2 separate regions of the Homo sapiens genome follow, and region 1 is linked to region 2. Evidence: read pairs that join two places in POLR2A ChIA-PET (ENCODE). Cell type or tissue: endothelial cell of umbilical vein. All regions are shown on one strand. Links, peaks and the distances in the headings refer to the core of each region. The heading gives the core; the rest is flanking DNA. Region 1 overlaps SEPTIN12 (septin 12). Region 2 overlaps UBN1 (ubinuclein 1).

Region 1 (13,736 bases), core at 6,848-9,347, 87 kb after region 2:
GAGTATAGTGGCGTGATCTCCGCTCACTGCAACCCCTGCCTCCTGGGTTCAAGCGATTCTCCTGCCTCAGCCTCCTGAGTAGCTGGGACTATAGGTGCACAATACCACGCCTGGCTAATTATTGTCTTTTTGGTAGAGATGGGGTTTCACTATTTCAGCCAGGGTGATCTCGATCTCCTGACCTTGTGATCCACCCATCTCAGCCTCCCAAAGTGCTGGGATTATAGGCGTGAGCCACCGTGCCCAGCAGAGACAGGGTCTTGTTCTGTGGCCCAGGCTGGGGTGCAGTGGCAGGATCTCCGTTCACAGCAACCTCCAACCTCCTGGGTTCAGGTGATTCTCCCACCTCAGCCTCCTGAGTAGCTGGGATTACAGGCATGCGCCACCACACCCAGCTAATTTTTTATTTTTCCTAGAGACAGGGTTTCACCATGTTGACCAGGCTGGTCTTGAAGTCCTGACCTCAGGTGATCTGCCTGCCTTCACCTCCCAAAATGCTAGGATTACAGGTGTGAGCCACCACGCCCAATATTATCAACATCCACATTACTCCCCATCACAGATGAATTCAGAAGTAAAAACCCATATATGTCACTTCGGAGTTTGCAAGTTTGAATTTCTGCTTCTGGCCATGAGCAAGTAAACAACTGGAGTTTACGGTAGGGTTCAACAACCTTTTCTGCAAAGGGCCAGGTAGTAAATGTTTTAGACTTTCTGGGCCGTAGGGTCTCTGTTGTGATGATTCAACTCTGATGTCATGGTTCAAGAGCAGCCATAGACAAAAATGACTCATAGGCTCAACTATGTGCCAATAAAACTTTATATATAGGAAGACAGGCAGGCTGGGTGTGGTAGCTCACTCCTATAATCCCACCACTTTGGAAGGCAGAGGCGGGAGGATCACTTGAGCCCAGGAGTTAGAGACCAGCCTGGGCAACACAGAGAACTCATCTCTACTAAAAATGTTTAAAAAGTAGCCAGGCATGGTGGTGCACACCTATGGTCCTCACTCCTCAGGGGACTGAGGCGGGGATATCACTTGAGCCCAGGAGGTCAAGGCTGCAGTGAGCTATGGGATTATAGGTGTGAGCTATATAATACGCTATATAATATAATGGGATTATAAGCTCAGCTAATTTTTTAGTTTTTGCAGAGATGGCCTTTCACCATGTTGCCCAGGCTGGTCTCAAACTCCTAGGGCTCAAGTGATCCTCCCACCTCGGCCTCCTAAAGTGCTGAAATTACAGGCAAGAGCTACCTCACTCAGCCAGAGGCACCAATTAGACTTTATGTCTTTGAACTTGGGAATTCTGTGCACTTTCTACCATGTTCCCTCCTCGAAAAGGATAGGACTCCCCTCTCCTGCCTGGGTGCCTTGACTTTTCTTCTCTTCTCCCCAGCGAAGTCAATCCTCCCATCTCTGTGTCTTCTCCTTTCCCAGGACCGAATCCCTTTTGCCGTGGTAGGGGCTGACCAAGAGCACCTGGTGAACGGGAGGTGTGTCCTGGGCCGGAAGACCAAGTGGGGCATCATTGAAGGTCAGTGCGGGGCCCCTGGGTAGGATGCAGGTGGGGTCAGTTTGGAAACCAGAGCAGCCTTGGGCAACCTTCGCACCCATCACAGGGCACAGAAAGGTGAAGCCCACTAGACAAAGAGCCCTGGGGAATGGTCCCTCTTTCCAGCTGGGAGGCTGTGGCAAGTTTCCGGACCCTCTGGGCCTCAGTTTCCTCACAGTAAAGTGGGCATCACAGTGCATCAACTTCCTAGGGTGTTGGAGCGGGGAGAACCACCATTTTGCACAATGCCCAATACCCAAGGCTGCCCTAGTGGCTGGCCGGAAATTACGATGGGCCTACTGTGTATCAGGCACCGCTATGTGCAGTTACTGCAGTGCACGGTAAAGGGAGGACTGACAGGGTCCCTGTCCCCATAGAGCTGACAGGACAAGGACAGGTCGGGGAGGCACAGTGAAGGCGATTGTGGCGGGAGGGAGAGGAGACTGCCTTAGGGAGCTAGGGAAAGTGACACAGGAGGGGCAGCGAGGATGTAGCCCCTGATGTATTATTATTATTTTTTATTTTTATTTTTTTGAGATGGAGTCTCGCAGTGTCACCCGAGCTGGAGTGCGGTGGCGTGATCTCGGCTCACTGCAACCTCCGCCTCCTGGGTTCAAGTGATTCTCCTGTCTCAGCCTCCCAAAGAGCTGGGATTACAGGCACCTGCCACCACGCCCAGCTAATTTTTTGTATGTTTATGAGAGACGGGGTTTCACTATGTTGCCAGGCTGGTCTCAAACTCCTGACCTCGTGATCTGCCCGCCTCGGCCTCCCAAAGTGCTGGGATTACAGGCGTGTGCCACCGCGCCCGGTCAGGTGATGTATTATTATAATTATTAGAAATATTCTATACTATATATATATATTTTTTTGAGACAGAGTCTTGCTTTGTCACTCAGGCTGGAGTGCAGTGGAGCGATCTTGGCTCACTGCAACTTCCGCCTCTCAGGTTCAAGCGATTCTCCTGCCTCAGCCTCCCAAATAGCTGGGACTACAGATTATACCACCACACCCGGCTAATTTTTGTATTTTTAGTAGAGACGGGGCTTCACTATGTCGTCCAGGCTGGTCTCAAACTCCTGACCTCAGGTGATCCACCCAACTCAGCCTCCCAAACTGCTGGGATTATAGGCGTGAGCCACCGCGCCCAGCCAGAAATATACTATACTATTGCCTATGATATAGCACCCATGCTATCCGCAGAGGGTGGTTCCAGGACCCCCAGGGATACCAAAATCGGCAGATGCTCAAGTCCTACAGTGGGCACCCATGGATACAGAGGCCGAGTGTACATATAATACAATAATGATTGGTGGATTCATTCATTCTACAGCTATTTGTAGGAGCCGCCTGTACCAGGCACTGGGAACACAACAGTGGGTGAATGAATGAATGAACCAACAAAGGGAAGGCAGGATAGGGTAAAGAGAAATGTGGGAAAAGGGCTAAGGGAAATGGTGTCAGGTGGTGCATACAGTAGGCACTTACTCAGTGCTCACTAAGCAGCGCCCATACTGAGTCCCATGTCTTGCAGTGGAGAACATGGCGCACTGTGAATTTCCTCTCCTGAGAGACCTGCTTATCCGGTGAGGGTGTGGGGAGCCTGGGGCTAGGGGGCTGGCGAGGGGCCCTGGGGACACCACCATCGGGGCTGACCGTCTCCGGTCCCCCAGCTCCCACCTCCAAGACCTGAAGGACATAACCCACAACATCCACTATGAGAACTACCGCGTCATCAGACTCAATGAAAGCCACCTGCTGCCCCGCGGGCCCGGCTGGGTGAACCTGGCCCCGGCCTCCCCAGGACAGCTGACCACCCCCCGGACCTTCAAGGTCTGCAGGGGGGCCCATGACGATTCTGATGATGAGTTCTGACCACCGGCGGATCCCGGGGCTGCTGGGCTTCCTGAGTCCCCAGCGGCTCTCAACACACACCTATGTACCAGAGCATCTATTAAATGTGAGCCTTGCTTTTTATGAAAAGCTGTGCTTTGAAAACAAAAGGCATTTTGTAAATGACTTCTTTGAGCTATCCACAAATAAAAAGGCTGGGTGTCACTCTGTTACCCAGGCTGGAGTACAGTGGCGCAATCATGACTCACTGCAGCCTCAAATTTCTGGGCTCAAGTGATCCTCCTGCCTCAGCCTCTCAAGTAGCCAAGACTATGGGCATGACACCACCTTGATGGGCTGATTTTTACCATTTTTTTTTGTAGAGATAAGGCCTCACTAGGTTGCTCAGGCTGGTCTTTAGCTGACCTCAGGTGATCCTTCCGCCTCAGCCTTCCAAAACACTGGGATTACCACTGCTGCCAACCAAGTATGTTTTTGTGGTGGTTGTTGGTTGTTGTTTCTGAGATGGAGTTTTCTGGGGTTTTTTTTTTTTTGTTTTGTCTTGTTTTTTGAGATGGAGTTTCGCTCTTGTTGCCCAGGCTGGAGTGCGATGGCGTGATCTCGGCTCGCTACAACCTCTGCCTCCCGGGTTCAAGTCATTCTCCTGCCTCAGCATCCCAGGTAGCTGGGGACTACAGGCATACACCATCATGCCTGGCTAATTTTTGTATTTTTAGTAGAGATGGGGTTTCACCATGCTGGCCAGGCTGGTCTTGAACTGACCTCAAGTGATCCACCGGCCTCGGCCTCCCAAAGTGCTGGGATTACAGGCATGAGCCACTGCACTCAGCCTCTGAGATGGAGTTTCACTCTGTCGCACTGGCTGAAATGCAGTGGCATGATCTGGGCTCATTGCAACCTCTGCTTCCCGGGTTTAAGAAATTCTCCTGCCTCAGCCTCCCGCGTAGCTGGGATTACAGGTGCCCACCACCACGCCCAGCTAATTTTGTGTTTTTAGTGGAGACGGGGTTTCACCACGTTGGCCAGGCTAGTCTCAAATTCCTGACCTCAAGTGATCCATCTGCCTCAGCCTCCCAAAGTGCTGGGATTACAGGCATGAGCCACAGCACCCAGGTTTCTTTTTGAATAATGTGAGACCCAAGGCCCTAGGAATCTTGAAGGCCTGGGAAGGCATGCCTTGGACAACCAGCCCCCTCTGCCCCAGAGCCAGACCCAAGTGACAAAATCAGCTCTCCCATCTGTCCCAGCCCCTTACTCCTGGCCCGGGGCTAGGCCCACAGGCCAAGAACACTTTCAAAATCCCCATCTTTGTGGCCTGATCTCTGGCTGTCTTACCTGATCTCTGTGTTCCACCATCCCCCACCTTCCTCATTCCCCTGCCCCAGGGGCCAGCATGGCCAGCAAACAGCTCCCACTGTGGAGCCTGGCAATGCCAGTGTGAAAATCCCAGCAGGCAAGTCAGTTACTTATGCTCCCCTTGCCTCACTTTCCTCATCTGTAAAATGGGGATCATGGTACCAAGCACATAGCACTGTTGTTCAGACAAAATAAAATACTCCCTAGGATGTGCCGACCACAACCTGGAGAAATGGCATGAAGACAGAGGCTACATGATCAAGATGGAGCAGCAGTCCAGGGTGGAGGACCTGCTGCAGAATGTGTGAGCTCCACAGCCCAGGGACTCTCCAGAAAGCTAGAAAATAGGCCGGGCACGGTGCTCACGCCTGAAATCCCAGCACTTTGGGAGGCCGAGGCGGGCAGATCACCTGAGGTTAGGAGTTCGAGACCATCCCGGCTAAAACGGTGAAACCCCATCTCTACTAAAAATACAAAAAATTAGCCGGGCGTAGTGGCGGGCGCCTGTAGTCCCAGCTACTTGGGAGGCTGAGGCAGGAGAATGGCATGAACCCGGGAGGCGGAGCTTGCAGTGAGCCGAGATCCCGCCACTGCATTCCAGCCTGGGCGACAGAGCGAGACTCCATCTCAAAAAAAAAAAAAAAAAAAAAAAAAAATTAGCCGGGCATGGTGGTACGCACCTGTAATCCCAGCTACTCAGGAGGCCGAGGCAGAAGAATCACTTGAACCCAGCAGGTAGAGGTTGCAGTGAGCCGAGATCACACCGTTGCACTTCAGCCTGGGCAACAGAGCGAGACTCCATCTCAAAAACAAAACAAAACAAAACAAAAAAGCTAGAAAATAAATGGATTTCACAGAATCCCACACCATGGGGGCCAAAGCTACATTAGTCATTAGTTTGGTAATAAAAGAAAGGGCTACCCCTCTAATCTAGGAAGCTGGGTGCAAGGTGAGCCTTCAACAAATGACAACAATGAGTAGCAGTTTTGTTCCAACTAAAAGTCACCTTCTCCCTGAAGCCCTCCTTGCCTTCCCCAGGCAACCCACTCACTGCCCCCTCTGAGTGTGTGTCACCTAGTTTGTTTCCTGGTCAGTCTCCCCCATTAGGCTGGAAACATAGTGAGGGCAGAGATATGTCAGTTTCATCCCTGCATCCAGTGCATGGCAGGTGGTAAGAACAGGGCTGCTGACTGAACAGAACGGACCCTGCATTGCCTGCCCTACAGCGATCTGCTGGTTGAATTCACAAACCAGCTTCTCCACCCACACCGCAGGCTGACTCCAGGACTGGGGAGCTTCCAGAGCCCGTGGGCACTCAAACCACCCACGACCAACATCTGAGTTGGCTGAGACACTGGCCCACGTCACAGCACATCCCAAGGTTTAAGATTAGCCCTGGGCCCGTCCGGGAGGGAGGTGGGGGTGTCAGCCCCCCGCCCGGCCAGCCGCCCCGTCCGGGAGGGAGGTGGGGGGGTCAGCCCCCCGCCCGGCCAGCCGCCCCGTCCGGGAGGTGAGGGGCGCCTCTGCCCGGCCGCCCCTACTGGGAAGTGAGGAGCCCCTCTGCCTGGCCACCACCCCGTCTGGGAGGTGTACCCAACAGCTCATTGAGAATGGGCCATGATGACAATGGCGGTTTTGTGGAATAGAAAGGGGGGGAAGGTGGGGAAAAGATTGAGAAATCGGATGGTTGCCGTGTCTGTGTAGAAAGGGGTAGACATGGGAGACTTTTCATTTTGTTCTGTACTAAGAAAAATTCTTCTGCCTTGGGATCCTGTTGATCTGTGACCTTACCCCCAACCCTGTGCTCTCTGAAACATGTGCTGTGTCCACTCAGGGTTAAATGGATTAAGGGCGGTGCAAGATGTGCTTTGTTAAACAGATGCTTGAAGGCAGCATGCTCGTTAAGAGTCATCACCAATCCCTAATCTCAAGTAATCAGGGACACAAACACTGCGGAAGGCCGCAGGGTCCTCTGCCTAGGAAAACCAGAGACCTTTGTTCACTTGTTTATCTGCTGACCTTCCCTCCACTATTGTCCCATGACCCTGCCAAATCCCCCTCTGCGAGAAACACCCAAGAATGATCAATAAAAAAATAAAATAAAATAATAAAAATAAATAAAAAAAAAAGATTAGCCCTGGGCAATATGGAAACATCTACAGCATTTCAAAAGCACACACCCTTTGGCTCAGCCGTTGCATTTCTAGGAATACATCTCACAGACCAGGTTTCTCAACCTCTGCACCACCAGCACTTGTGCTAGATCATTCTATTTCTTCTCCTTCTTCTTCCTCTTCTTCCTCTTCTTCTTCTTCTTTTTGAGACAGGGTCTTGCTCTACTGCCCAGGTTGGAATGCGGTGGCTCAATCATAGTTCACTGCAGCCTCAACGTCTCAGGCCCAAGTGATCCTCCCACCTCAGCCTCCTGAGTAGCTGGGACTACAGGCACATGCCACCACACCCAGCTAATTTTTTTTTTTTTTTTAAGATGGAGTTTCGCTCTTGTCACCCAGGCTGGAATGCAATGGCACAATATTGGCTCACTGCAACTCTGCCTCCCGGGTTCAAGAGATTCTCCCGCCTCAGCCTCCCTACTAGCTGGGATCATGGGTGCGTACCACCATGCCCGGCTAATTTTTGTATTTTTAGTAGAGACAGGGTTTCACCATGTTGGCCAGGCTGGTCTTGAACTCCCGGCTTCAGGTGATCTGCCCACCTCAGCCTCCCGAATAGCTGGGATTACAGGCTCCCGCCACCACACCCGGCTAATTTTTGTATTTTTAGTAGAGACGGGGTTTCACCATGTTGAGTAGGCTGGTCTCAAACTCCTGACCTCATGATCCGCCCGTCCCGGCCTCCCAAAGTGCTGGGATTACAGGCATGAGCCACAGTGCCAGGCTTTTTTTTTTTTTTTTTTTGAAAGTTAATCAAGAAGGCTGGGTCATGCCTGTGTAATCCCAGTACTTTGGGAGGCTGAGGTGGGCAGATCACCTGAAGCCGGGAGTTCAAGACCAGCCTGGCCAACAAGGTGAAACCCTGTCTCTACTAAAAATACAAAAATTAGCCGGGCATGGTGGCACGCACCCATGATCCTAGCTACTAGGGAGGCTGAGGCGGGAGAATCGCTTGAACCTGGGAGATGGAGGTTACAGTGAGCCAAGATCGCACCACTGCACTCCAGCCTGGCCAATAGAGTGAGACTCTGCCTCAAAAAAAGTTTATTAAGAAAGCAAAGGGGCCGGGTGCTGTGGCTTATGCCTGTCATCCTAGCACTTTGGGAGGCCAAGGTGGGTGGATCACGAGGTCAGGAGATCGAGACCATCCTGGCTAACATGGTGAAACCCCGTCTCTACTAAAAATACAAAAAATTAGCCAGGCATGGTGGCGGGCGCCTGTAGTCCCAGCTACTCAGGAGGCTGAGGCAGGAGAATGGCGTGAACCTGGGAGGCGGAGCTTGCAGTGAGTGGAGATCACGCCACTGCGCTCCAGCCTGGGCGAGAGAACGAAACTCTGTCTCAAAAAAAAAAAAACAAAAAAAAAAACGAAAGCAAAGGAATAAAAGAATGACTACTCCACAGGCAAAGCAGCCAAAGATTTTTTTTTCTTCTTTTGAGATGGGTTCTAGCTGTCACTGAACCTGGAATTCCGTGGGCATGATCTCAGCTCACTGCAACCTCTGCCTCCTGGGCTCAAGCGATCCTCCCACCTCAGCCTCCCAAGTAGCTAGGACCACAGGTGCATGCCACCATGCCCAGCTAATTTTTTTTTTTTGGATTTTTGGTAGAAACAGGGTTTTACAATGTTGCCCAGGCTGGTCTCGACCTCCTGAGCTCAAGCCATCTGCCCGCCTCAGCCTCTGAAAGTGCTGGGATTACAGGCTTGAGCCACCGCACTGGGCCCCTCAGCTAATTTTTATCTAGTGTTGTAGAGATAGAATCTCACTATGATGCCGATGCTGGTCATGAACTCCTGGGCTCAAGAGATCCTCCTGCTGCAGCTTCCCAAAGTGCTGGGATTACAGGCACGAGCCACCTCACCCAGTCTAGATCATTCTTTGTGGTGGGGACTGTCCTGTACACTGTAGGATGTTTAGTAGCATCCCTGGCCTCCACCCACCAGACACCAGTAGCAACTCTCACTTTGTTGCTAATTAAAAATTATCCTGGGGCCAGGCACAGTGGCTCAAGTCTGTAATCCTGGCACTTTGGGAGGCCGAGGCAGGTGGATCACCTGAGGTCAGGAATTTGAGACTGGCCTGGCCAAAACGGTGAAACCCCGTCTCTACTAAAAATACAAAAATTAGCCAGACGTGGTGGCAGGCGCCTGTAATCCCAGCTACTCGGGAGGCTGAGGCAGGAGAATTGCTTGAACCCGGGAGGCAGAGGTGGCAGTGAGCCAAGATCGTGCCATTGCACTCCAGCCTGGGTGACAGAACAAGACTCTGTCTCAAAAAAAAAAAAAAAAAAAAATTATCCAGGACAAGTCACGTGTCCCCTGGGGGAAGCATAGCACCCCCACATTGTGCACCACTAACTGTTATGCGCATGTGTTAGGGGATCCCCCAAGGCTGTCCAGTGTTGTAAAGGAGGGGAAACAGCCTCCCTGGCCACCCAGAGCACTACATTCCATATGTTTTCACTTCTTGTGGCTGCTGTAACAAATTAGCACAAATGCAGAGGCTTAAAACAACACACGTGTATCCTCCTATAGCTCCAGAGGTCAGGAGTATGAGATCAATATCACTGGGCCAGAATCAAGGTGTCTACAGAGCCCTGCAGCCTCTGGAGGCTCTTTTTGAAGATTTAATTATTTTATTTTTGAGACAGGGTCTCTCTTTGTCACCCAGGCTGGAGTGCAGTGGCACAATCTCAGCTCATCACAACCTCCGCCTCCCAGGCTCAAGAAATCCTCCTGCCTCAGCCCCCCGAGTAGCTGGGATTAGAGGCGTGTACTACCCTGCCTGTCTAATTTTCGCATTTTTAGTAGAGATGGGGTTTCGCCCAGCCCCAGGCTGGTCTTGAACTCCTGGACTCAAGCAATCTGCCCTCCTCGGCCTCCTAAAGTGGTAGGATTACAAGTGTGAGCCACCATACCTGGCCTTCTAATTTTTCTTTTTTCTTTTTTCTTTTTTTTGAGACGGAGTCTCGCTTTGTCACCCAGGCTGGAGTGCAGTGGCGCGATCTTGGCTCGCTGCAACCTCCGTCTCCCGGGTTCACACCATTCTCCTGTCTCAGCCTCCCGAGTAGCTGGGACTACAGGCGCCTGCCACCACGCCCGGCTAATTTTTTGTATTTTTAGTAGAGACGGGGTTTCACCGTGTTAGCCACGATGGCCTCGATCTCCTGACCTCATGACCCACCTGCTTCAGCCTCCCAAAGTGCTGGGATTACAGGTGTGAGCCACCGTGCCCGGCTTTTTTTTTTTTTTTTTTTTTAAGACGGAATCTGGCTCTGTCGCCCAGGCTGGAGTGCAGTGGTGCAATCTTGGCTCACTGCAACCTCCGCCTCCCTGGTTCAAGCTGTTCTTCTACCTCAGCCTCCCTAGTAGCTGGGATTACAGGTGTGTGCCACTATGCCTGGCTAATTTTTTGTATTTTTAATAGAGACGGGGTTTTGCCATGTTGGCCAGGCTGGTCTTGAACTCCTGACCTCAAGTGATCTGCCTGCTTCGGCCTCCCAAAGTGCTGTGATTACAGGCGTGAGCCACCGCACCTGGCCTATTTAAGATTATTTATTAAAACATTTGGTAGGTTTTAATACTTCATGAATACAAATTCAAAATAATGGCTTTTGTTGTTGTTTTTAAAAAGCACATTAATGGCCAGGCGCGGTGGCTCACACCTGATAATTCCAGCACTTTGGGAGGCCAAGGAGGGTGGATCACCTGAGATCAGGAGTTCAAGACCAGCCTGGCCAACATGGTGAAGACCCGTCTCTACTGAAAATACGAAAATTAGCTGGGTGTGGTGGTGCATGCCTGTAATCCCAGGTACTTGGGAGGCTGAGGCAGGAGAATCGCTTGAACTCAGGAGGCGGAGGTCTCAGTGAGCCCAGATTGCGCCACTGCACTCCAGCCTGGGCAACAGTGAGAGTCTGTCTCAAAAAAAAATAAAATAAGTAAAAATAAATAAAAAAATATAAATAAATATAAAAATATAAATATATAAATTAAAAATAAATAAAAAGCACATTAAAACTTGCAGTTTTTGCCCCCTGAACCTTCCCCCCATCACATCCCTCTTCAACGTTTGCCCCATCACCATCCTGAATTTGGTGTTCATCCAAGTCCCAAACATTTCTTTGAACCGCATACATGTCTCTAAATCATATGTAGAATTGTTTTGCATTTTCAAAATTTATGAAAATTGTATCATATTGCCACTTGCCTTTTTTTGTTTGGCATAGCCTCCGTGAGATTTATCCATCATTCTCCTGTTGACTAACATTTAGACTGTTTTCGGTTTTGCCATTACAAACAACACTGCCCTGAACACAGAGGTAGTCTTTATTACTAACAGAATTAGGACATATTAAGCCTATATGTGTCTGACGTTCTGTTCTGTCTCTTTACCATAATGGTGCCTACTGCAGGTGATGTTACCATCCCCATTGTACAAAGGAGTTATCCTTGTCTCCCTCCTCCACCCCAAGCTAATCAACCACCAAGCACTGTTGAATGTGCTCCAGGAATCTTGGCCAGATCCTTGTCAGTGACTACCACCATCACTAGTTACCCCAACTCTGGACCACTCCAGGAGCTTCCAGCTAGTCTCACTGCTCCTCTCCAGTCTTTCTGAGATCTGTACTCCACAAAGCTTCTTATCTGATCACGATGCTATCCTACTTAAAACCCCAAACTCTATTGACTCCAAGGATAAAATCCTTAATCCTCACCAGAGTCTCCAAGTATGGTCAGGCCTTGCCCATCCCTCCAGCCACATCTCCCAATCTCTGGTCTCCATTCTGTTCCTCAAACGCACCGTGTTCTCTCCGGCCCCAGGACCTTTGCACTTTTCACTCCTGCTGTCTGGAATCCTCCCCACCGGTTCCCCAGGTTAACCCTAGGCTGCTCAACTGTCACTTCCACCCTGAAGGTATCAGGTTCCCTCTTTTACGCCGCTTGCTAACATTTGCCAAAGAAGTGATTAAACAATTCTTCGTGCAATTTTGTCCACTGTATGCCTCTCATGGTAATTTTGTCCACTGTATGCCTCTCATGGCAAGCTCCATGAAAGCAGGCACCTGCCACCACTCCATCACCCGAGCGCCTAGTTAAGGGGGCAGTTGGGAGGACTCAACGTGCAGCGTTTATGCATTTATTATGCCTGGATGAATGGTCTTGAATGAGTTACAACCTTGAGGGTTAATGTCCCCCATTAACAGATATGGAAACTGAGGTTCAGGGCGCGCAAGGGAACCGCCCGCAGTCTCGACGACAAGGACGCTGCCACCGGGAGACTGCAGCCCCTTCCTCCGAGCCCCTGGCAGTGCCGCCACTTGAGGAGACCCTCCAGGCCGCCAACCCACCCCCTCTAGAGCGCCCAGGAATCTGCCTCCGGGGAGGGCGCGGGGCGCTCTGGGAAATGTAGTCCTGCCAGCTTCCTGAATCCGGCGTCCCCAAATTTGTTTCCGGCGGGCTGAGTCCTAGCCGATGCTTTGGGAAAGACGCGCGAGATTCCGGGGGTAGATCCGGGATGCGAGGCGGGGCGCGCATGCGGGGCGGAGCTTGTGCGGGGCGGGGCGTACGTTGAGTGTACGCCTGCTGTGTATGCTGCGTTGCTGCTCACCCGAACTCGGTGCTGGGACTCTTTCCTGGGCACCCCAGGCAGAGGGAAACTCCGGATCATGTTCAACCAAAGAGGAAAAGCAGCGAGAATCCAGCATAGGAGACGGGCCTTAGGATGCCCAAGTTAGGATTAGGGGCAAACTACGTTAACCTGGTAGTTAGGAGCTGAAGTTCTGGAATCAAAGATTTGGGTTCCAATCCCATTTCTGTACTTCCTGTTTGACCTTCTCTGGGGGGTTCAATACTTAAAACTCTCAGAGCTTCAGGGTTTTGTTTTGTTTTGTTGAACCGGTAGGTCTAGTTATAGTACCTCTATTACTAAATGAGGAAGAAACGAAGTACAAATGTGTTTTGCTTGCTTGATGCTCAAGAATTGATGCGACCGGGAGCGGTGGCTTACTCCTGTAATCTCAGCACTTTGGGAGGCTGACGTGGGTGGATTGCTTGAGGCCGTTGGAGACCAGCCTGGGCAACATGGGGAAACCCCATCTCTACTAAAAATACAAAAATTAGCCGGACCTGGTGGTTCGTGCCTGTAATCCCAACTATTCGGGAGGTTAGGTAGGAGAATTGCTTAAAACCGGGCGGCGGAGGTTGCTGTGAGCCAAGGTCGAGCCACTGCACTCTAGCCTGGGCGACAGAGTGAGACCCTGTCTCTAAATAAATAAATACATACATACAAGAATTGATACCTGGCTGGGCACACCTGTAATCCTGACACTTTGGGAAGCTGAGGCGGGAAGATTGCTTGGGCCCAGGAGTTTGAGACCAGCCTAGGCACCATGGTGGGACTTCATCTCTAACAACAACAACAAAGATTGATGCCCATTATTATGTTGTCAGAAAGAAGCAGGCAGGACAAGGGATATTTGGGGTTGGACGTTGTTGGGGGCCCTCTTGGGGGAGGGTGGGCGCAAGCACTTGGCATCTCTTCCAGTTTTATCTTGAACAACTTCTGCCTTTATTTATTTTATTTATTTATTATTTATTTATTTATTTTTTGAGATGGAGTTTCGCTCTTGTTGCCCAGGCTGGAGGACAATGGCAGGATGTCGGCTCACTGCAACCTGCGCCTTAGCCTCCTGAGTAGCTAGGATTACAGGCATGAACCACCACGCCCAGGTTTCTCCACGTTAGTCAGGCTGGTCTCGAACTCCCGACCTCAGGTGATCCGCCCGCGTCGGC
Region 2 (8,941 bases), core at 6,074-8,573:
GGAGGCCGGCGAAGCCTGTTGCCTCCAGTCTGCTTCCTATATGCCCCCCAAGAGCCTCTCTTTAACCCCTTAAGTCCGGCTATCTGGCCGTCCACACATCACAAAGCTTACTTCATTCTGCTCTGTACTACAGTCCATTGTCTGCGTATCTATCGGGTCCATTTATGTAACGAGCTCATGAAAGACAAGAATGGAACCTTGGCCCGGCGCGGTGGCTCACACCTGTAATCCTAACACATTGGGAGGCCAAGGTGGGCGGAACACGCGAGCTCAGGAGTTTCAGACCAGCTTGGGCACATGATGAGACCCTGTCTCTACTAAAAATACAAAAAAAAGCTGGGCATGGTGGTGCATGCCTGTGGTCCCAACTACTCTGGAGGCTGAGGTGGCAGGATCACTTGAGCCCTGGGCGTGGAGGTTGCAGTAAGGCAAGATCGTGCCACTGCACTCCAGCCTGGGTGACAGAGCAAGACCCTGTCTTAAAAAATAATAATAAAATAAAATATAGAACTGAGTCTTATTCATCAGTATATTTCCCATGGCTGCCTGTCACATAATATTTACTAAATGTTGACTGAGTGAATGAATCAACAAATGAAGATACTACTGTAAAACGGCACGCCACAGGAAGAAAAGCTTAACACCAAACAACCAAAACTAAGTCAGAAGAAAATGCGCAAAACTCAAGCTTCTACAGATCCCTTGGCTAGGTGAAAGCCCAGAGGGGTGAAATCCACAGACGAATAATGGAAAAAAAGGGCATGACTTTTCACCCAGCCATGTGCCAATTTCTTACACTCTTGGAAACATTCAGAATTCTACCTTAGCACTTGGAAGGTACTAGAATTATATTAGTCTGGGAAAAAATAAAACTGAACTTTTTTTGCTTAAGCTTACACTGCTAGTTTTAAGATCGAGAAGCACCCTTACATTAATTCAAACTAATTAACATGTATTTCACATGCCACACTTTCAGACCCATCTACAGCTTAAACTTCCAATCAAATTTTATCTTATTATTTTTTATTTTTTTATTTTAGTTTAGTTTTTGAGACGGAGTCTTGTTCTGTTGCCCAGGCTGGAGTGCAATGGCGTGATCTCAGCTCACTGCAACCTCCACCTCCCGGGTTCAAGTGATTCTCCTGCCTCAGCCTCCTGAGTAGCTGGGATTACAGGCACCCACCCCCATGTTCGGCTAATTTTTTGTATTTTTAGTAGAGATGGGGTTTCACCATGTTGGCCAGGCTGGTCTCAAACATCTGACCCCAAGTGATCCGCCCGCCTCAGCCACCCAAAATGCTGGGATTACAGGCTGAGCCACCATGCCCAGCATCTTATTTTATTGAGATGGTCTCACTCTGTCACCCATTCTGGAGTGCAGTGACGTGATCGCAGCTCATACAGCCTTGACCTCCCAGGCTCAAATAATCCTCCCGCCTCAGCTTCCCAAGCAGCTGGGACTACAGCTGCACGCAACCACGCCTGACTAATTTTTAGATTTTTTTTTCTCACTCTGTTACCCAGGCTGGTCTGGAACTCCTGGGCTCAGGTGATCCTCCCACCTCGGCCTCCCAAAGTACTGCGATTACAGGCATGAGCCACCGCGCCCTGCCAAATTTTCTGTTTAGATAGCCACTTGTACAATATTTCAGAAGCTTTCTATGTAATCTTTACGCAATCTTTAAAAATATTTTAAATAATATTATGTAATTTTAGAAAGTACTTTTCTGTAAACCTTTTGAATTGCATAGACAATATCTCTGAGGGTCTGGCTTTATACTGAAGAGTCGACTGCGGCATTTTAAAGTAAATCTAATTAAAAGAGCAATTGGATATATATCTGATAGTCTTCCAAAAATAAATGGGGTCCCTCACCCCTAAAAAGAGACACTCTTACCCCAGAAGTTGTGTGAATTAATCAATCCTAAGTTAACTAGTAAATGAGGTTAAACATCCCAATCATGCTGATTTATAAGAGTTCCAACAGCCTTTTAATGAGCTGTTTTATTTATTCTAAGAAAAGTCACCTGTAGCCTTTTAGCACCCAGCTCAAAATCTTATATACTGTATCTGTTTTTGCTGAGTAGGAGAAAATCGGGCATGATTTTTTTTAAAAAGATCAAACAAGTTGTTTTCGTTTTTTTTCCCCCTACGTTATTCTCTTTGGATCCATCTCTCCCTGCACTTCTTGTGATGAGGGGTTCTAATTCTATAGAGGGCAGAGCAGAATGGGTGACATGGGGTCTCTTTGATTCCTGCTCTTAGTATTGTCTCTATGTTATGCTTGACTAAAGAGAACCAAAATAGATCTGGGTTATTTGTCCAGCCCAAGGCTGAGTAGCTGTCAAACTACCTCAAGACAATAACCCAAAGGAGCATCAAACCTGAGCTTTGTCAGCACCTGTACCTGCCAACAACCAAGACAAAAGACACCATCAATGCATATTAACAGAGGGCAGGGTAAGGCCATCAAATCACTGGATTCCCTGGGGCCTATACAAATGTACAATACAAATCAGTAACAAAAAACAGGCTGATGTGAGAATGTAGTGAACGTGGCAGAGGCATCACCAAGGTTCCCTCTCAGAGGACCTCTTTAACATACACAAGTTTTCAAAGACATTTTTTAAAGTTTTAAGTACCATATTTAGTTAGAAGATATATCTAATTTTGCTTCCCAGAGTTTTTTCCCCTAAGGGATCAATACACATGGGATAAGAATCTGCTATGTACTGTGGCAGAATACAAAACAGGAACACAGGCCAGGCGCAGTGGCTCACGCCTGTAATCCCAGCTACTCGGGAGGCTGAGGCACAAGAATCACTTGAACCCAGAAGGCGGAGGTGGATGTTGCAGTGAGCTGAGATTGCACCACTGCACTCCAGCCTGGGTGATGGAGTCAGACTCTGTCTCAAAAAAAAAAAAAAAAAAAAAAAGGCAACAACAACAACAAACCAGGATCACAGATTCCTCCCACAAAGAAATTCTCCTCCCAAAGAGGTGCACCCTAGCTCCCTAATCCTTGGATCTGGGCGGCTCTTGTGATTTGCTCTGACCAAAAGTGTGCTGGAAGTCATGTGATACACATAGCCTCTAAGGCTAGCTCTCAAGGGCCCTGCAGCTTCCACCTTTCCCCTCTTGAGATGTTGCCCTGAGACCACCAAGCCCTGAAGAAGGCAGGATGAAAGGCCAGGAAAGAAAAGCCCTGCCAGCACCTGGCCAACTTGCCAGCTGAATGCAGCCATGAGCGTTGGCCCAGAGTCAGGAGAAACGAACTGCTATGACAAGGCAAATTTTGGGGGGTGTTTTGCAGACAGTGATAGAAACTGATTTGTGTGTCACCTAGGGCCAAGATGTAAAGTCTACCCAATCTTATAATAGAGGGAAAAGGGGGGGAAAATTAGGGGTATAAAAAATAAAGTGAGAAACACGTAACACTGCTAATGTCCCAGTTACATACATCAGGTTTACTTTAAATTTTAAAAATGCGATGTCCATTTCAAGATCTAGGATGGACCCCTTATTAAGGATCCAAATATCAAATATCCACATGTGGCTTTTGGAATCATAAGCAATTTGAGTATACCAGTGCATTCCTTCCCTGGGAAGACTATCTTTCCCAGCAGATTCTCAGTGGGATCAGGGGTCCTGAGCATTTGCACACACATGCAGGGACTCCAAGTGCCCCAAGTGCAGGGCCCTGGTCAGAAGAGCGCACCTGAGGACCCTTCGGAGTAGCATTAAGCATCTTTTTAAAATAAGCCACCTTTTTAATGCAACCATAAAAAGTCATGAGGGCTTTATAATATTACGTAAAAAGGCAGAAAACAGTTATTCACAACTATAATTACAGCTGCATAAAAACATATACACAGAGGCTAGAAAAGAATATCCAACTAGAAATTGTTTTTATATTGGCCGGATGGATAATTTCCATACACCTTCCACCCCATTTTTCAAAGTTTCTTAATGCTGTTATAGGAGAAGGGCAATGTGAAGACTCGAATATCAACTTCACACTTGAATACTGTATTTTCCAACCAGAACATCAGCCTCTCCTGGTCACCAGCTCCCCACTGGGACCCAGGCCCACCTTGACTATGGGATCCTGAACCCTGTGTTTGTTATGCCCAAGAGCTAACTGACACTTGGCAATCACTGAGGAGGGGCAGCTTGCCTAACAAGGTGTTTACTCAGCTCCGCTTTCTTGCACCACAGCCCAACATTGTTTCCGGTTATGTCATTCTGTTGCCACTAAATCTGTCCCCATCTTTCCCAAGAAAGTGAAACAGTAAGTTTTCACACTAGAACACAACCTATGGCACGAGTGGGGACACAGCCAAGAATCTGGTTTTGACTTTTCTCTAACGACCATCTATCGTCACATAGACCTTAAATGATTTAACAAGACTTTCAGAAGCTAAGAAACAATTTGATTACGAACCAGAGGATTAAAAAGAACAAGGAGTAATGTTTGGTTAACATGAATTCTGAGAGCAAATATAGGACAGCAGGCTCAAAAACACCAAGTTCAGATTCAGCTACTTCCACCTCAATGTCATACTAAGAGATACTCCAAACCCCAACATGGTACAATTCACTTAAATCATTACATTCAAATACAATACTTGAATTTCCAATGCTGGACACAAGCTGACAAAGATGAGGTAGAGCTTTGAATAGATACTTTATTTGCTTTGTATATGGTGTTCAAATATTTTTTGGAAGTGAGAAAATCATTTTAGCAGTAGCTGACAATTTACCCTGCCCTAAAACACAAAGGATATTATAGGTAACAATGCTTCTGAAATACTGTAAGAATCACTGATTTAAAACCTACAGCTGTAGATTATGACTGCCACTAGAGCTGCATCACAAGTCCTGATGCTTAAGGTAAAATGTTATTTTAACTTAAAGGTAAATGATATTACAACCAATGATCCATGCCTAGTTTACAGTTAGAAATGTGTTACTTGAACAGACAATTCTCAGTGCTTAATTCCCAATCACTGGAGTAAAACAGCAAGAGCTGCTAGATCCTAAAGGTGGTAATGGTGGTTGGTTTGTTTTTTAATGGAATCTTGCTCTGTGGCCCAGGCTAGAGTGCACTGGCGCAATCTCCACTCACCACAACCTCCGCCTCCTGGGTTCAAGCGATTCTGCTGCCTCAGCCTCCCAAGTAGCCGGGATTACGGCGAGCGCCACCAGGCCCAGCTAATTTTTTGTATTTTTAGTAGAAACAGGGTTTCACCATGTTGGCCAGGCTGGTCTCGAACTCCTGACCTCAGGTGATCCGCCCACCTCGGCCTCCCAAAGTGCTGGGATTACAGGCGTGAGCCACTGCACCCTGCCGATGGTGGGTTTTAATGGGACATGGACAGCATTTAAAATTAAGCTGCTTTTCATTCATCACATTTGAGGCATTCCTGTAATCACTACCTAACACTGGATACACAACGCAAGGGAGCGACTGAAACCTAGTGGCAACGAAGCATCTACTCTACGTGTAACTTGTATGTTTACAAACTTTTGTGAATTTGCAAAACCTTCGTAAGAATTCTAAGATTAATCTCTGCCTCAGCTGCCTGCTGCCAACATCATCCGTCTATCACATGAAGGAAAAGATGCCGTGTGGAAAACAAACTGACAGAAAACAGAAAGAGAACAATCTCCCCAGAAGAAAGCAAATTTTCCAGAAATGAAGAAACCAAGAAAGGCCTAAAATGATGCCTGACGGGCAAGGCTTACACTGTTTTCTCCCTCAGGATGAGAATAGGGTTTGGAAAAAGCTGACACCTTAACTGCCAACTCACTAAGAGTTTCTCTGGGCAAGCTTCACGCAGTGCAGAACCAACAGCAATCTGCCCAAACTGCTTCCAGGAAAGCCCAGCCGCACTGTGCCACCATACCTGAGCCAGCTCCTTAACGCGCTTCTCCAGGGGTGCTGGCAGGCCTTCGGGGAGAGAAGAGGGCTGCCTGAATTCCTGGTCCAATCCCACCCCAAGGGAATCACTTCCATCATCCATATCTCGGAAGGGACTTCCTTCTGGAGACTCACTGAGCAGATGCTCCAAGTCCAAATCCGTCAGCGAGTCCATGGCAGTGGCCGCCTGGAGCAAGTCGTTGTCAGAAGTAGAGCCAAAGAGTGAGAGCAAGGGGTCAGAGGCACCCTCCAGTTCCCGCAGGCCCTGAGCTTCCGCTGATGGGACCGCAACAGGCTTATGCTCCTCCTCCCTTTTTTTCTGAGCCTCTTTCTCTTTCTGAAATTTCTTTAGCATCTCTTTAACGCTTAAAGCCCCAGAATATTTCTTCTTCTTCTTCTCCTTACTGGCATTGAGGGCTGTGAAGCTGCAAGCAAGAGGGAAACTGGTCACTCAGACTATAGGACACCTCCAAAGGGAACTCCAGAGGCCTTCACCCCTGCTCCCAGGGTCATGGTCTCCAGGAGAACCTGTCACAGTCCACCCTGTCATTCCTCCTCCCTCCTCTTGGCATATGGAGCTCGTTCTTGCTGAGACCAAAGCTTGAGAGTTAATACAGGTTAGCAACACAGTGTCACATATGCTAAATTTCCGACGGGTTTTTAGAAACCACTGCCAGGCTGAAATAAAAGGTTGCAAAAAGGGGCAGGGAGAGCAAGAAAAGTATTTAGAGGGAGAAAGCAGGAGCAGCAGAGAACAGCAGCAACTTGAAGAGAAGCTGGGGTGAGACCAAGTGAGGAGAAGGAAGCATGACCATAGACAACAAGGGAAAACAGCGGAGACAGAAGGAGAACTGGGGCAGAGAGGAGCACCCCAGAGGACGAGAAACATCAGCAGTCACACAGTGACAACAATAGCTGCCAACACTGACAGTGGAACTATCTGACACACTGAGAGGTGAGCGTCTATGCCCAGAATGGCACTGCGGGAGGCGTGCGGGAGGACAGGAAGGCCAGGCCCTGCTGCCTCTTCCGAAGCTGTGGGGAGGAGGTGAGTCAGCTCCCAGTCGTCCTGCCCTAACAGTTCAGGCTTTATCCTAGCAAAGAAGCTGCTGCCTCTCACCCGGCTTTGGAAAACTTGGACTTTTTCGATTTCTTCTCCTTGTCATAAGTGTCATCTTTTTTCTTCTTCTTTATCTTCTCACCACCTTCCTTCAACTTCCGCTTCTGAGAATTAAAGACAAGGCACAGTTACACGGCTCCCTAACTCAGGGAGCAAGTGCACTACACGGCACTGGCCTTGCTCCGCCCGGGGCACATCCTGAGACCTGTCTCATTTCCTTCATGAACAAAAGCTCTCAGATCAGTCCCTGGACCACAAACCCACAGCATTCCCACCGACGGTGTCTCCTGGAAACACCCAGGGCTGAGACAACAGTGACCATTCTGGAGCCTGAAACCTTTGTAGTTTGAAAGTTACAAGTGGGCCCTACCTCTCATCTTAAACACATAGGCAGTGGTAGACAGGTTTTTAAACACACTGATCCTAAGGCTGACTGGTTTTCAGTGGGATGGCAGCCCTGAAACTGAAGTCCTCTACATGTCCACAGAAGAGGGTCAGCAAGAGTGGTACACATTCCCTCATTCCACAGCCTTCCCACCCTGAGGCCACCTCCAGAAACGACCCCTGCTGAGCCTGCTGGGATGTCATGTGACATGGACATAATGACCAAGTGCTGAACAGAGCCCCCACGGGCACGTGTCCTCATTAGGGCACACGTGTAAGAGGCGAGCCATCAACCTGGCACGGCTCTGCCTTTCCACCATCCTCCTGAGCCGGCCAAGCGCCACGTATTCTGGCAAGTCACCTACTGATCTGATAGGGTCACGTCAAAAAGCATTTCTGAAATCCAAAAGCAAGCACATTCTAACCTTTGGAGATTTTTTCTTCTTTTCTTTAATGAAGTCATCTTCAGACTCTGATGCTTGTCTAAACTGCAGGGTTCCCGAGTTAATGTAAAATCCTCCATACTTCGTAGTCAAAGAAGCAGGAACAAGCTCATCATACTGAAGATGGGAAACAAACTGTCAGCTCCAAGTTCTGCTTCTGCAGTCCGAAGGTGCAAAGTGGGTCTCGAGAGAGATGTGACTGTGCTCCTCTGCCACTTCCAAGAGCATGCTAAAACATCCTCTGGTCAAACATGAATGTCTGAGCTACAAGGTGTTTTGGACAGATCTGGTCATCACTTTCTGAAGAGGGAACTAAGACCCGGATAAAGAATGTCATTTCGTCTCTCATCAGTGCTGCTACTGCCTCATGCTGGGAAGAGGGCACGACTGCTCTGACCCCACCCCCAGCTTCCTGGTCAGTATCAGGAGGAGCTACAGGTACAGTGGGTCTGACACGGCATTTTCAGTAACTACTTACCGCCTCAGAGTTATCGATGAAGGAGTCGGATTCATCATAACCATACCCCATATCGATCAAGTCCTGTATTCGGTCTTTTCTACGTTTCTTTCCACCCTAAAATGTGAAAGCAATAGATTACATGCTTTTTGAATAAACACACAGAATTAACTGTGGCCTTGAACTTCATCAGCTATGACTCAAAGAGGTAATGCACTAACTAAAACAGTCACTCTCTCACATACACACAAACCCCAAAACCTCCTTTCCTGAAAACCTTTTAACATAGAACATATTTGTACCTGTATAAAATGTCCTAGGACAGAAAAATGAACTAAATGGCTTCTTATGCTTTGTACCAAAATATTTCTTCTAAGGCGACCACAGGCCCTTCTCGGTTATTTGTCCAGTTAGCTCTTCACACTAGCTCTGCCATGCCCCTTTTCTGTACCTTAATGCGTTAGGTTTAATAACTGCTTCTCTTCTCTCCATGCTTAAGGCTTACTTCCAGATCAGTGTTTATTACATGATGATCCACTAAAGGAATACAGTGTGGAAACGTCTCCCACCCAATGAGGTTGTTTTGTTATTCAAGAGAGAAATCTTACGTATTT

What was found. ChIA-PET counts read pairs that join two places held together with the same protein. Peaks named below come from ENCODE experiments on the same cell type or tissue, not always from the same donor. Only the 100,000 strongest peaks of a DNase experiment are listed, where the experiment ranks them.
Region 1: POLR2A ChIA-PET joins it to region 2 with 7 read pairs; 11 of 35 experiments call an interaction of 5 or more read pairs at or near these places.

The regions. Positions count from the first base shown.
Region 1 is chr16:4,767,492-4,781,227 of GRCh38, reverse strand. SEPTIN12 (septin 12) reads left to right here. Exons shown (of 10, transcript NM_144605.5): 8 at 1,442-1,538; 9 at 3,091-3,142; 10 at 3,230-3,622. The coding sequence ends at 3,431. Among named protein-coding and RNA genes, the nearest start is that of ZNF500, 7.2 kb to the right of the region's middle. RefSeq lists an enhancer at 12,748-12,827. In endothelial cell of umbilical vein, for the core only: no CTCF peak of the experiment used is centred there; no DNase peak of the experiment used is centred there.
Region 2 is chr16:4,858,071-4,867,011 of GRCh38, reverse strand. UBN1 (ubinuclein 1) reads right to left here. Exons shown (of 18, transcript NM_001079514.3): 3 at 8,936-8,941; 4 at 8,349-8,444; 5 at 7,853-7,987; 6 at 7,044-7,147; 7 at 5,910-6,348. Among named protein-coding and RNA genes, the nearest start is that of UBN1, 15 kb to the right of the region's middle. RefSeq lists an enhancer at 6,841-8,040. In endothelial cell of umbilical vein, for the core only: no CTCF peak of the experiment used is centred there; DNase peaks (open chromatin) are centred at 7,121 and 7,241; H3K27ac peaks cover 1,860 bases.